Linked DNA regions of Homo sapiens: region 1 is linked to region 2. Evidence: chromatin contacts called from ENCODE Hi-C data. All regions are on one chromosome and are shown on one strand. The core of a region is the stretch at or near the end of the contact, and the rest is flanking DNA. Distances in the headings are between cores, read along the strand shown.

Region 1 (6,933 bases), core at 1,681-4,180, 660 kb before region 2:
TTCACTGGGTTGGTCAGGCTGGTCTCAAATTCCTGAGCTCAGGCAATCCGCCCACCTCCGCCTCCTAAAGTGCTGGGATTACAGTCGTGAGCCACTGCGCCCAGCCCTATCTAGGCATTTTCTATCGTGTTTCTCAAAATTTCCCCTGCCTGCACCCACAGCCTGGTTCCAAAACCACTCTGAGAGTTTAGGTATTAGTTTTCCATACTAGTAACAAATTATCACAACCTTAGTGTCCTAAAACAATGCATATGTCTTACCTCACAATTTCTGCAGGTCAGGAGTCCTGGCACAGCTTGGCAGAGTCCTCTGCTAAGGACTGCAGTCAAGGTGTTGGCTGTGACTGAGATTCTCATCTGGAGGCTTGACAGAGGAAGAATCAGCTTCCAAGTTCACTCAGATTGCTGGCAGAATTCATTTTCTTGTAGCTACAAGGCTGAGGGAGCCGGCTTCTTGCTGGCCATTTCCTGGAGGCCTCCCTCAGCTCCTTACCATCTGGGCCTCCTAACATGGCCACTTCACTTTTTCAAAGTCTATAAGAGAGACAGAAAATCTCTAGAACAAGACAGGTTATTTTATCATGTGACATAATCATGAAGTGATAAAGTGACTCCTATCACTTTTGTCATATTCTATAGATTAGAATCAAGTCAAATTTCCCACCCAAGGGGAGGGTATGATACAAAGGGATAATATAGAAAGGTGAGTGTTAGGAGCTGAAAAATGCCCGCTTCCCCACAACCCACAAATTTATATGTCAAAGCCCACTGTACCCCAGAATGTAACTGTATTTAGAGATAAGGTACTATCATCTGAATGTTTGCATACCCACAACATTCATATATTGAAACCTACTCACCAAGGTGATGATATTAGGGGGTGGGACCTTTGGGAGATGATTAGGTCATGAGGGCTCTGCTGTTGTGAATGAGATTGCTGTCCTGATAAAAGAGACCCCAGAGAGATGCCTCACCCTTTCACCTTGTGAGGACACTTGAGAAGGCATCATCTTTGAAGCAGAGTGAGCCATCACCAGACACTGACTCTGCTGGTGCCTTCATTTTGGACTTCCCAGTGTCTAGAATTATGAGCAATAAGTTTCTGATGTTTATAAATTACCCAGTCTAAGGTATTTTGTTGTATTAGCTTAATTAAACTCAGACATAAAGTCTTTAAACAGATAATTAAGTTAAAATGGGGTCACTAGGGCAGGCCCTAATGCAATGATGGGTGTTCTTACAAGAAGAAATTAAGAGACAGACAAGTGCAGAAGGAAGACCATGTGAAGACACAGAGAGAAGATGGCCATCAACAAGCCAAGGAGAGAGGCCTCAGAAGCCAACTCTGCTGACACCTTGATCTCAAACTTCTAACCTCCAGACTCATGAGAAAATAAATGTCTGTTGTTTCAGCCACCCAGTCTGTGGTACTTTGTAGGGTCATTGGGGTCACTTTTGAGTCTACTCACCACAACTGGGAATATTATTGGTGGTTTTAAGACAGTGTCCTAAGAAACTCTTGGAGTTTTTACAAGGTATTCAGAGGGCCCTCAGAAGGAGTGGGTGAGAGGAGCTAACAAATGAGACCCTAGGGTTTCCAACTCCACCTCAGTGAATGAGTTCCATTTTAATCTGTTGTATTTATTGGAATTTCTACCTAGTAAGAACTTTCCAAATTCAAAGAATCCCTATAGTCTTTTCTGATGTGTTCCATCTCAGGAATATATTGCTCTTAGAAATTTTATTGATTGTTAAAATAGCACTGAACTTGTATTTAGAGCTGACTTCTGATATCCAACCTTAGAGATTCCAGGTTTTGAACTTTGAACAAACTCCTAAACACTCTGGATTTTTGTTTCTTCAATCATAAAATTATGAGTTTGAACAAAATTATTCTAAATTTCTTTCCATCTCTTACTAAATTATAGCACTTTTCATATTTTACTTTGAATTACTTTGCTTCTACTCTTACAGCGGAAGGATAATTCTATATTATAAAAAGCTTGTTTTGCTTGATTAATAATAAGGATTTCTGAGAATTAAAAACAAAACATAGTAAAAGTACTGCATATATTTGTACTGAAAAAGAACTTGACACTATTTCTCCAGCATTAGCAAGATGTATGAGATTTGTGTTTTGGGCATTGATTACGGTTTTTATTCTGAATTATGTATCTTTGGGAAAGAAAATTAAATTAGTCATAATAGATTGGCTATTTTCATAAGTTCTATCAGTGTAGAAGTATCATAGCCAATTTTAAGAGAAAATATCTTCTATCTTAAACCTCAATAGTTTTTATCTTTGTATTTTCAGAGAATAATTTAATATTTCTGTGATGTTTCTTTGGTGTCTATAAAAGCAAGCTACAAATTAGAAAGTGAAAATAAACTTCTTTTGTTTAAATTCCAAAGACGTCATCTGTAATTTTATTGCTTTTAGCCATTTCACTCACTTGTATGGGACTTTGAATCAATGAATAATTCTTTTCCCTCACACCTGTTGTCTGAACTTTCTGCCATAGTTAAAAACTTATCATTTTGTTTTACACTGTCAAAACTCATCCAAGAAATAAAGTACACCTTTACCTTCACTCACCATAACACAGTATTTATTTCCTTTAGGCAGTAGTGGTTCAGAGTTTGAGGTTTGCATGAGGTAAAAAACTTCCAAACGTTCCTTTAATTATCTGTTGATATCTATTTTGGTTCTTTCATTTTCAGTTCCTACAATGAAGGTCCCAGAACAGAACTTACATGAATACTTAGAAGGCCAAGTTTCTAAACCTTTACCAGACTAGCAAGAGATGTTCCATTCAAATAAGTTCTCTGATGTATGGGTGACAGGCAAGAGCTAAACTGACAGTGTTTGCTGAATTCTGCAAGCCCATAGGGGGCAGGATTCCACCTGCTTGGGATCTTCTACTGGCGTAAACTCAGGGACCAGGCTTTATAAAATGAAACGGGCTGCGAGGGAACAGCCAAAGTGAAGGCAGATTGTGTGCTCAATGACCGTATGGTTTTCATTATCTTGTTCTCAAGGAAGAATTCATCCAAAGAACAACCAAATGAAAGCAATGTGTAAACCATGTCAACCCATCCTTGGATGGATGTGCCACATTTGCTCCATTATTGGTGGTGATTGTATAAAGGTGGGGAAAAGGGAGAGGAAGTGGGAAAAATGAAGGTAGTGCAAAAAGAAGGTGCAGAAGGAGCAAGAAAAAAGAAATGTCAGCCACTCAGCTGTCTCATTATGTAGCTTCCCACACTCACCAAAGATGTAATTCATCCTGCAGGTGCAAACATTGTTGGCTTTCTCATGGACTCTTGACGGATGGACCGGATGCATGTTTCCTTACCCCAGATGCTCTTTAGCAACACCAGCAATGAGATAGGGGATTGTGTGCACCTGAATCAGCACATTCACTGAGTCTTATTTGTCTTGTTTCTTAAATAACCAGTAGTGTTGTGCACAGAGCGACAACAACCAGGCAGAGGAAGCTTTTTTAAATATTAAAAAAATGGCCAATCTAAACACTTTTGTGAGTCACTTCTTAATAATTGCCTCTAAGATAAGTATGTCATTACTGCTCTGATACTCATCACCCACAGACTCACTAGTGGATGATTATCAGATCATGTGACAGCATTGGACCCTGTAATAAAATTCATGCTCATGTTTTCCACAAGATTTTCAAAAATTGAAGATGAATTTTCTACTATAAACTGAGAGAAAATTAGATTTTCAAGTTATCTGAACAGATAACATATTAGAAATGGGAAGGTTCCTGCTCTCTGAATCAGCTTCTCCTCCCCTCCCCTCCCGGCTCATTAGCTCCCACCAACTTTGAGGATTCCAAGATCCCAAACAAAACTGATTCTTTTCTGGTTGAAGTTCCATTGACTCTTGGCAAAATGTAACTTCCTGGTTCAAAGAAAAAAAGCTTGTAAAAAAAAAAGCTCACAAGGCTTCTTAGACATCAAATGGGTCTTATGAAACCACATTTTGATGAGCTAAGTGTAAATGAATCAGAAACACATGGATTAAATTTCCCTTGAAATACACATGGGTTTGAAAATTAAGGAAAAACTGTTTAGCCAAATGTGTTTTGGGTTTCCTTGAACTGAAAACATTTGAAAAAAAAAAAAAAAGAAGTCAAGGCATTTGCTAAACCCGAATACACTGTTGTGTTTGCTCAACCCTCCTTCAAACCAACTAAATTTCCACGAGGCTTCCTCCATTCCCCTGTGGTTTGTTTTGTCACCTCTGTCTTGACACTTTACAGACCAAACTCAAGTTCCATTAAAAAAAAATAGACCGTTGGTCATCTACTTAAATATGAGGGAGCTATTAAAACACCCAGCGAATCAGAGACATTAAGGGATAGAAATCACCCATTAGGTCATGATTTCTGTCCTGAGGGTTGGAACACATGCACTCACAGCTCTCTAGTGCTTTACCCAGTGTAGTTTTAAATGTCTCAAGTGACAGAACTTCCACCAGCTCCCTTGGGAGAATATTGTGCATTCTAATAGATTTTGCCATTAGGAACTGTGCCTAAGTCTATAACAGAGGCACAGTGGGATGTCTAGGGTAGGGGGGAGGAATGATGGATAATTAACTCTTTCACTACTGCCTCATAATCACCTGTAGCATGTTCAGCAACTTTAGCATCTTAGTACTAAAGAATGTGCTATGTGTGTGTGAGTTTCCATTAAAAGAAAATTTGGTTAACGGTGTAAAATTGTGCCAATTTCAATGCAAAATAAGGCTTCACAAAGAACAGAACCATCACAAAAATACTGCGGTAAGTCATAAATATATTATCTTACCTGATAGATTTTACTATTTCTTAAAATACAGGACTTTGAAAGTCTTACGATTTTCACTGATCAGGAAATGTCTAATTAGCACTAACCTGAATCTCAACGCTCATAGTACTTGTATATGTATTCTATTACATATCATCTCCCTAAACCACCTTCCTCCTGCTGCCAATATATTTTCTTTAAACCACTTTGCAGCAAATGGATTTATCTCCCATTTCTGCTCTCCTCAGGAAAGTAACACATTTGTGAAGAAATATTTGTTTGTCTTTCTAGATAGAAAACAAAACCTAGCTTTCCATATGACTAACATGTTTTTAGAGGTCCTATGGCAGAGTTTACATTTAATTTGCTCCAGTTCTCATTCTACTTACAAATGAATTATAAAGCACATAATGACTTACATGGCCTGTCATACTGCTACTATGTTGACCTTTTCAAGATTCTGCATTGTGAACAGCTGAGAGGCACACCTCTTCCTTGCCAGTTACTGCAACCTGTAAAACTTAACCAATGGAGTGGCAGCAAGAATCAGGTAAGGGGAAATGGGAAGCAACATGACCCTCTTGAGCTCTTTTTAATCTCTCTTGGCTATGGAGTGGCTTTTTATGTTTCACCCAACCTTGTCATTCCTTTTAAAACGGCCATTTTTTCCTCCCCTACCCTGTTCCTTACATTATCTTGCCCCTCTCTGTGCTCGTTTCTGTGGCAGTCATACAAAACGAGGTCCCTGTTGGGGTATGGAGTTCAGACATTGGTATCCAACTAGCTCTCTCTTTCTCTGGTTTTTGTTTTTGTTTTGTTTTGTTTTGTTTTTGTTTGTGTGTTTGTTTTTTATCAATTTTAAGATTTGGGAAGGGAAAGTAGGAATTGAGTTGAATAAGCATTTTTGATTGTTGCTATACTTATCTACTTGCTTAAAGATACTTTAAATAATATTTAAATCTGAGGAGTTGCCTTTCAATTACTATATCCTTTACCTAATGATACTTATTATTAGCAAGTAGAACTGGGTCATTTTCCTCCCTCAATTACACCAAAATGTGAAGTTGCTTTCCCCAGACTGTATATATCACTATTAGAGCTTTGGCTTACCATGGTTTTGTCCAGCAACAGATCTAGCATTGTGTGTTTTTTTTTGTTTGTTTGATCTCATAAGTCAATCCTTGTGACCCTTTTAATGCCTCTGAATTTCTTCTAATGGTTCCTTTTCCTCCCTTGCTTAAACAAATTGCTAATATTTAACAATTTCTAAATTTTGTTTTCAAAAGTGGAAATTGCACTTTTTAATATTTGTGCTGGTTTGAATTCACATCAAGTTTTGCAAAGCACAGACTAAAACACACATACGCTATTGCCAGTTGGGAGCAACCAGGACCAAAAAAGCGGGGAACTACTGTTTATTTTTCTTCCTTGAAAATCACGTGATATTGATGTGATTCCAAGCAAATAGTATGAACAATATTCTGAATCTAGCTACTGAGTTCTGTATTCTATTCTGGATTTGTTAAGTTTCTGAGTAAAGGAGTATTTATTTTATCATCTAGAAAAATGCTTTAAATTAGGTTTCATGCTCAAAAAGACAGAAATAATTGGCTCAGTTCTTTACAAAGAGTTAAATTTTGAGATTATGGTAAGCATATGATGCATACTGCCATATTATGCCACTAGCTTGTTTTTTTTTGTTATTGGCAAAAGTGAAATTAGATTCAGTAATGCATACAGTGTGATGCCTTCGGCTTACACAAACTTAGTAAAGTCTAAAAATCTATCAGAAGGAGCTGTTGGCAAGGCCGTGCTCATCTAAGTGTGCATATTTACTTTTCTACTTCTTATATAATGGATCCTTTAAATAAAAGTCACTATGTAGTTCATCTTATTAAGGACATCAAATAAGTCATTGTCTGAACGGGAAATCAAATTCAAGATTTGTTTCTTTAAAGTGATTTTATTCTGTCTTACAAATACATGTTATTTCAAAAGGAGATATTAATAAATCCTTGAAAGCCAACATTTTCTATGCTGTGATCATTCCATAGACATTGAGGAAAAAAAGAGAAAATATTTATAAAGCATTTAGTGATGAGTAATTCACAAGGAAATAATTATA
Region 2 (6,237 bases), core at 2,557-5,056:
CCTGGGAGAAGAGACTGGACCAGAAAATACACTTTATCTGGGAAGCCAGAGGCACCAAAGCCAGAGAAACTTTGGCTCAAGGACTTGAGCCAATATTGTAACTGGAAAAATGAGCCTAAGTGTTAGGTCCAAAAGGCAAAATAAGCCATACATGGAAAAACAAGGGCCAATCACAGCATCCAGGAGGCCTGGAAATGGGTCACAATGTGCAGAGCGGGTGGGCACAAGTGGGTCAGAAACACATCTGGGAAAGGTAAAAAGATGTTGGATGTCACATGAATATGGTGTTGGCCCTGGGGGTGGACGTGGCAGATTCAAAAGCACACCAAGAACCAGATGCTTGAATTGTGGGGAGTCACTGACTCTCCCTAAGCCACAATTTTCTCAGCTAATAAAATGGACCCAGTTGTAACCCCTTCAGATCTGCTATCAGAATTAAATGATACGTGAAAGGATTTAGCATAGTGCCAAGCCTAGAAAAGCAGGGGTTTTTTTTCCTTAGCTATTATTACTTTATATTTGTGATTGCCATGGAGATGATAATAAATTTTGAGAGTAAAGTTTTTACATTTAAGTACCTGAAAGAACCCTGAAAAAAAAAATTCACCCTTAGAATGGTACAAAATTAAAACTGAGTACAGAACAAAGTTTATAGTTTGAGCCTTTTAACAGAATAAAGAGTATTAAAGAAGACCTTGAAGCAAGCATGAAGTAATTTCCAGGTCACTAGACAATTTGCAGGTGCAAACCATTTCTAGTCCCATTGTCAGAGGGAGAAAAAAGGTACAGGTCACACCCAGTCCCCTACGCTGATGTCCAAATGTCTGGTTTGGTAGTTTTGACCTAAAAGGAGCATGGAATGGATGCTTTCAAAATAGAAACAATTAACAGACCCTTTAAGAACTACAGATATAAGTGTTTTGAGAAGTCTTAAAGAAAACAAGAACAACCAAAAACTATCAGTGTTAGTATTACATCACGATAGTTTTTCCCCCTGGCATTTGCATTGATTTTTCAGTTTTACATCAAAAAGAAAATCTGGCCTTGTGGACATTTAAGAGACTAGGGAATTTCATTTTCCACTTAATACACTGATTTTCTTCACCACTCTAGGTACTTGAAATTAGCGCAAACCCCAGGACAGCTACAATTCCAAAAGGGAATGCTCAGTTCATTATGAATGGTCTTAAAGCAAACAGTGCTCTGACAGCCAAATTCCTGGTCTTCAAATTTGTAAGTTTGCCCTTTTTTTCACAAGTCTTACTCAAGACCGCTTCTGAGCTTTTGCACATTTAACCCTTACACTAAAAGACAATATGTTACTAAAGAGCATGGGAAACTTCAAGTTCATACATTTGGACTAAATTCCTTTTCAAAAGCAGTCTAATATTTATAACCAAATTATGACCATATTGAATACACTAAATTAACTGCTGAACTAACAGAAAGGAAATACTGTATTTATTTTCACTTCTGTGGCTACGCATCCTTTGAACAGTTCGAAAAAATCATAAACCAGCCATAAATCCTAAAATGCTTTTCATTTTCTTTCTTCACGTAATAACACAGCACTGATTTTTCAATAAAAAATATACTGTAAATAGTTGTTATTTTTAATAATCAAAATTAATTTGTACCATCTTTAGTTGATCTGTATATTTGTTTAACCTTTCATTATAATAATAAAGCTACAATATAGTGAAGTTTTATGCATTACTTCATTTAATTCTCAATAAAATCCCAAGGGATAGCATTATTAGTGTACCCACATTGGAGATTAAAAATAAAACAAGCTTATAGGAGACTGCTTATAATCACACAGGTAGTCATTTGCAGGGCTAGTATTCAAAATAGATATTAATACTTTGGACTTTAACTGGCACAGGAGAATAAAAATATCAGGGATACACTTACTTAATCATTTTTAATAATTTAAATCAGCCCATATGTTAGTAAGTAAAAGATAAAAAATGATCCTAAATACCAGGCCTGAGTTATTTGTCAATTGCTGCAATTTTCCACTTTTAGACTTGAATTAATAGACATAACTAAAAATTTAAATGACAAAATTCCAATAAGAAAACATAGTGCATAATTAGTGCACATCTCTGGATTTGGGGAGGAGAGTGACTTGATTTTACATAGAGTATTGTTTTTCCTAATTAATTGTAGTGTGCCACATATTTGTATGTGAATGCCTCATAAATGGTTTACAAATTGTTAAGAAGTTTATGGATATCTAGAAAGAATATTACAGCTCAATAAATAAACTTTTACAAGTGTAGAAGAGAAATTTTGCATTAAAATGTGACTTTGTTTCTTCATCCTGAGAGAATGAATTTTTAAAAAACACATTTAAAATCAAGCATTAGATATGCAAATATGTGTTCAGATCAGAGATACTAAAATTATTCAAATGATTAATTATTCATCATAAAATGTCAATTAATAATTATGAAGCAGAAAAGGCATCTTTCTAATACATCTTTATTTTTCTTGGCCTAAAAAGGGCTAAATATACATGTTCAATTGACTTCTATCAAGTTTTTAAAATTCAACAAAGTAAACAAATTGTAAACAAGTGAAAACTCTGAATTTTAATGAGAACAACAAATATGCCCAAAGTGAAGGGAAGAGCAAAAAATAATAATAAAGAAAACAAAACAAAAACAGTTATGTTCATGACATATGCCGCCTCATGCTCACTCACCTGCTAGGTAACGGACAGTAACCTAGCCTAGTCAAGAAAATAACCCAACAACCCAAGTTGTGAATTTGCTTAGTAATGTGCAAACTACGTGACATGATGATGTTTCTCTCTGAATTGATCAATCTTTGTTGGGGTTCAGGAGGAGTGCTTTGGGAATTTTTTACCCTTTGCAAATAGTCATCAGAAGAAAAGCGCAGTTTAAGTTTCATAAAATTACCTATTGTAATGTCTAAAGTCTGTTAACAAATTAAGTACTACTAAAATATGGCTGTAAACAAACTTTTTCACATTGCCTTAATTCTAAAGAATGCCCCTATGCCAAGCATTATGCATTTTTTCCAGGAAGACTATATCTATTATATCTTGTCTTTTAAAATTATCAGTCTGAGCTGATGTGATAATATAGAAGAATAAACCATTATGGTCACTGAAATATTGATTTATTTTATTTTTATTATTATTATTTTACTTTTCACTGACACCTGGTGAACTTGTCGTCTCTGAGACCCGGGGAGTTATTTTAGTCAGGGTGTCCCTGCCCTCCTGCTGGTAGATTAATTACACATTAAACGTTCTGTTTTCAAAACGAAATGATAAATCTGGACACATAAAAGAGGCACAAAAAGAATCACAGCGAGGGAGAAGAGTGGATGTTAAGAAACAAAACAAGAAATTGCAAAAGGGAGATATCAGATAGAAAGGAGAACGTAGGAAATGCAACTGGGAAAGAATTTCAAGAAAATAAGGATAAAGGGCAGGGAGGGCTGAAAGGAGGGCCAGAGGGAGGAAAAGCAGGAGGGAGATTTTTGGTTTTCAATTCCCTGGTGAGGCTGCTGGCGTCCGCGCCCTCAACGCCCCAGCCTTCCAAGTTGAGGCGAAAGCCACCTCCTCGGGCCTGCGTCGCATCCAACTTACTCCAAGTTTTCTGGTGACTCCTACAGGGCCCCTTTCCGTCCCCCCCCCCGCTCCCCGCCCCCCAAGCCTTAGTGAGATTGACAGTCGCGTGGAGGAGGCTTTTCCAGGCACAGCCTTTCTCATGGTAATCAGCCCCCGGCATCACCTCCCGGCCGCGGCTGCGCCCGCTCGGAGCGCGGCTCGCGGACCCCGGGGACCGGAAACAGGGCGGCGGGCGGGGAGCAGGCGAGCGAGCCAGGTCAGCTGACCGGGCGGCGGGCGGGGGTCGCAGGATCCCGGGCGGGGACAGGTCTGGGGGAGGGCGGTCTGGTGGGAGGGGGCCGAACACCGCCCCCCCCCGCGACGCGCTCCTCCGCCTGTGCAGCGGGGCCCTTCCTGGAGATCAAATGCAGGGACCGAAGCTGGCGGCGGGGGTTGGGGCGGGGTGTGTGGGGGGGGGAGTGGCAGAGCGCGCGGAAAATTGGGGACAACAACCAGACCTGTTTAGCATCAATAAATTAAGATGCTCATTTGGGTCCTGAAGTTTGCTGGTTCCTGTCAGTGGAGACGTTGGCAAAAGCCCTGAAGCCGAGATTCAGCCTTTACTTCAAAAAAATAAAATAAAATCAACCCCTCAGCTGGCCGCCCTGCTGGGGCCAGGTGACGTGCGAGATTCCACAGCCTGCGGGTCTCGCAGCAGGGATGTTAGGGACGGTCTGAGCTTCTCTGGTCCTGTTTTGGTTTTGTTTGAAAGGGCTTCTCAGAGAGATGCTCCTGATTTTTTTTTTTTTTAATAGACTTTCCCCTCCTATCCTAGGCTCAACTCCGAATGGATTGGATTGCGAGTCTGCACGTGAGAAAACCGTTTGGCTTGGCTTGGACCCCTGCCGCCCCCCACCTCCTCCACACACACCCAGTCCAGGGGTCCCCTTTATCACCCTTTGCTTGCAACTCCAAAAGAAGTTGCCCACCTCCTGAGTCACAACACAAGGTCGAATAATTCCTCTAGATGAAAGATCAGTTTCATTTCAAAACGAGAATAGGTTCCTTTTTTTATTTTCTCCACATGGTACAAAATAAACAGAATTTGCTTTAAAAAAAATCATTAGCTGTGGCCAAATTCGAATTCCTTCTACAGCCTGTGTGTTCAAGGGCAGAAACATTGTATCTCTTCGGGCATCTGGGCCGCCAAGCTGAGCGGGGGGAGGGGGGAGCGGCTGTGAAAGTTGAGGAAATTGACAGACTGAGAGGTGAATGGGGGGACAGGCACCAGGTCCTGGCTGGAGGGAATTGGAAAACAAAAGTGCATCCTTCTCACCCTGCCTGGGTGGAGGGAATCCTGAGGGAGGTAGTTTGTTTTGCCCATGGAAACCCCAAAGAATTATTTTTCCCCCTTCAATGTTGATTGCAATATTATTTCACATTTCCGTGTATCTGTTGTTTTAATCTCTTTCGTCTGCGCTAATCTCGAAGTGGATTATTAATGGGGAAGACAGAGAAGGAGAGATTCATTTGCAGGACTTATTTTGCTGTGTGAGGAGCCGAAAGCCAGCAGCCCCCAGTCCTCTCTCGACTTTTCTCTGCGTCCTGTGCTCCTGCATCCTCCTGATCCCACGATCCCCATTGTCCCCGAACTGGCCCTCGGACTGAGGGAGTGTTCGGAACAAATTTATATTCCGGCTTCCTCCCGACCCCATCACCTCTGCCACGTTGGGAACTCTCTCGGCCAAATGCCTGGGGAGGGGCGTGCCAGTCAGGAACCAGGGGCAAGGCAACCTAGCCGCAGCGCTCACCCCTCGCGGAGACCCTTCCCGTGCCACCATCCAAATATCTACCTTCATGGGAACCTGGAAGACTGCTTTTTCACCCCAAATCAAATACTGGCTAGTCGGAACTCCCAGTGATAAATGTTGGGGACTGCCTCCTGCCACTTGAGCAATTCCTGAGTCCAGGGTAATCAGATGATTAGGTGTTTTTAATGGAAATACTTAGGGTTTTTTTTTTTTTTTTTAAGTCAGATCCTAAGTAACCTGACATTTAATATACATAATAAAGACAAGTGTTTTGTTAGCTATTCGATTGGATCCTTTGACCTGAGGTTATGCTTGTGTGTGTGTCTGGTCTGTAAGCCTCCAATGGCTACCTGGGTGCCTGAAGAGGAGTCTTGCCTGTAATAACTCTATGCAAAGGGCTCCTTCTTCCTTAGGAGTGGTGGAAGGGTGGCTGTAAAGCAAACGTCTAGAGAAAGCTGGATTCCAATCTTTTAAATTAAAAAAGAGGAAAAAAAGGAAGAGGAAGAAAAATGGACATGAACAGTGGTGCTAAATCTCAGAAGAGGAACTTGATAAGTCACACATATATTTAGTATAGATATATAATAATGAAAGAAATGTAAAATATAAAATTAAGAATGTGCCTGACCCATGTTGAAAATCTTTGATTTTATTTATTAATAATTTTTAAGCTGAAGATCCTGAATGCCTTTCTTCTATAGACACTTTATCTGTGATGGGGTGGGGGGAGAGAGTTAATTTATCCAGCAGCTATTTTCATTATAATAAATACTTAAATTAGGAAAGAGGTGAGTAACCAACTGTGAAAATCTACTTTCTTGCATCCTAGAACAAGATCTA

Evidence for each region. A loop is a pair of places that touch in the nucleus more often than their neighbours do. Pooled maps may share reads with other maps.
Region 1: a map of heart left ventricle shows a loop between it and region 2 (7-fold over the local background). The contact joins the enhancer-like site here to the promoter of LINC02993 in region 2. A Hi-C loop is called at or near these places in 7 of 168 maps with a recorded cell type or tissue (Right ventricle myocardium inferior, cardiac septum, dorsolateral prefrontal cortex and 2 more) and 12 of 50 pooled maps.

What each region holds. Positions count from the first base shown.
Region 1 is chr2:145,182,468-145,189,400 of GRCh38, reverse strand. LOC100505498 (a long non-coding RNA gene) reads right to left here. Exons shown (of 8, transcript XR_923410.3): 5 at 2,596-6,933; 6 at 261-533. Among named protein-coding and RNA genes, the nearest start is that of LINC01966, 300 kb to the right of the region's middle. Within about 2 kb of position 2,930, at least 6 of the 41 ENCODE cell types and tissues checked have a DNase peak (open chromatin) inside an H3K27ac peak, as active enhancers do.
Region 2 is chr2:144,522,013-144,528,249 of GRCh38, reverse strand. LINC02993 (long intergenic non-protein coding RNA 2993) reads left to right here and starts at 3,806. Exons shown (of 2, transcript NR_136320.1): 1 at 3,806-3,863; 2 at 4,422-4,706. All of the region lies in intron 1 of LINC01412 (long intergenic non-protein coding RNA 1412), which reads right to left.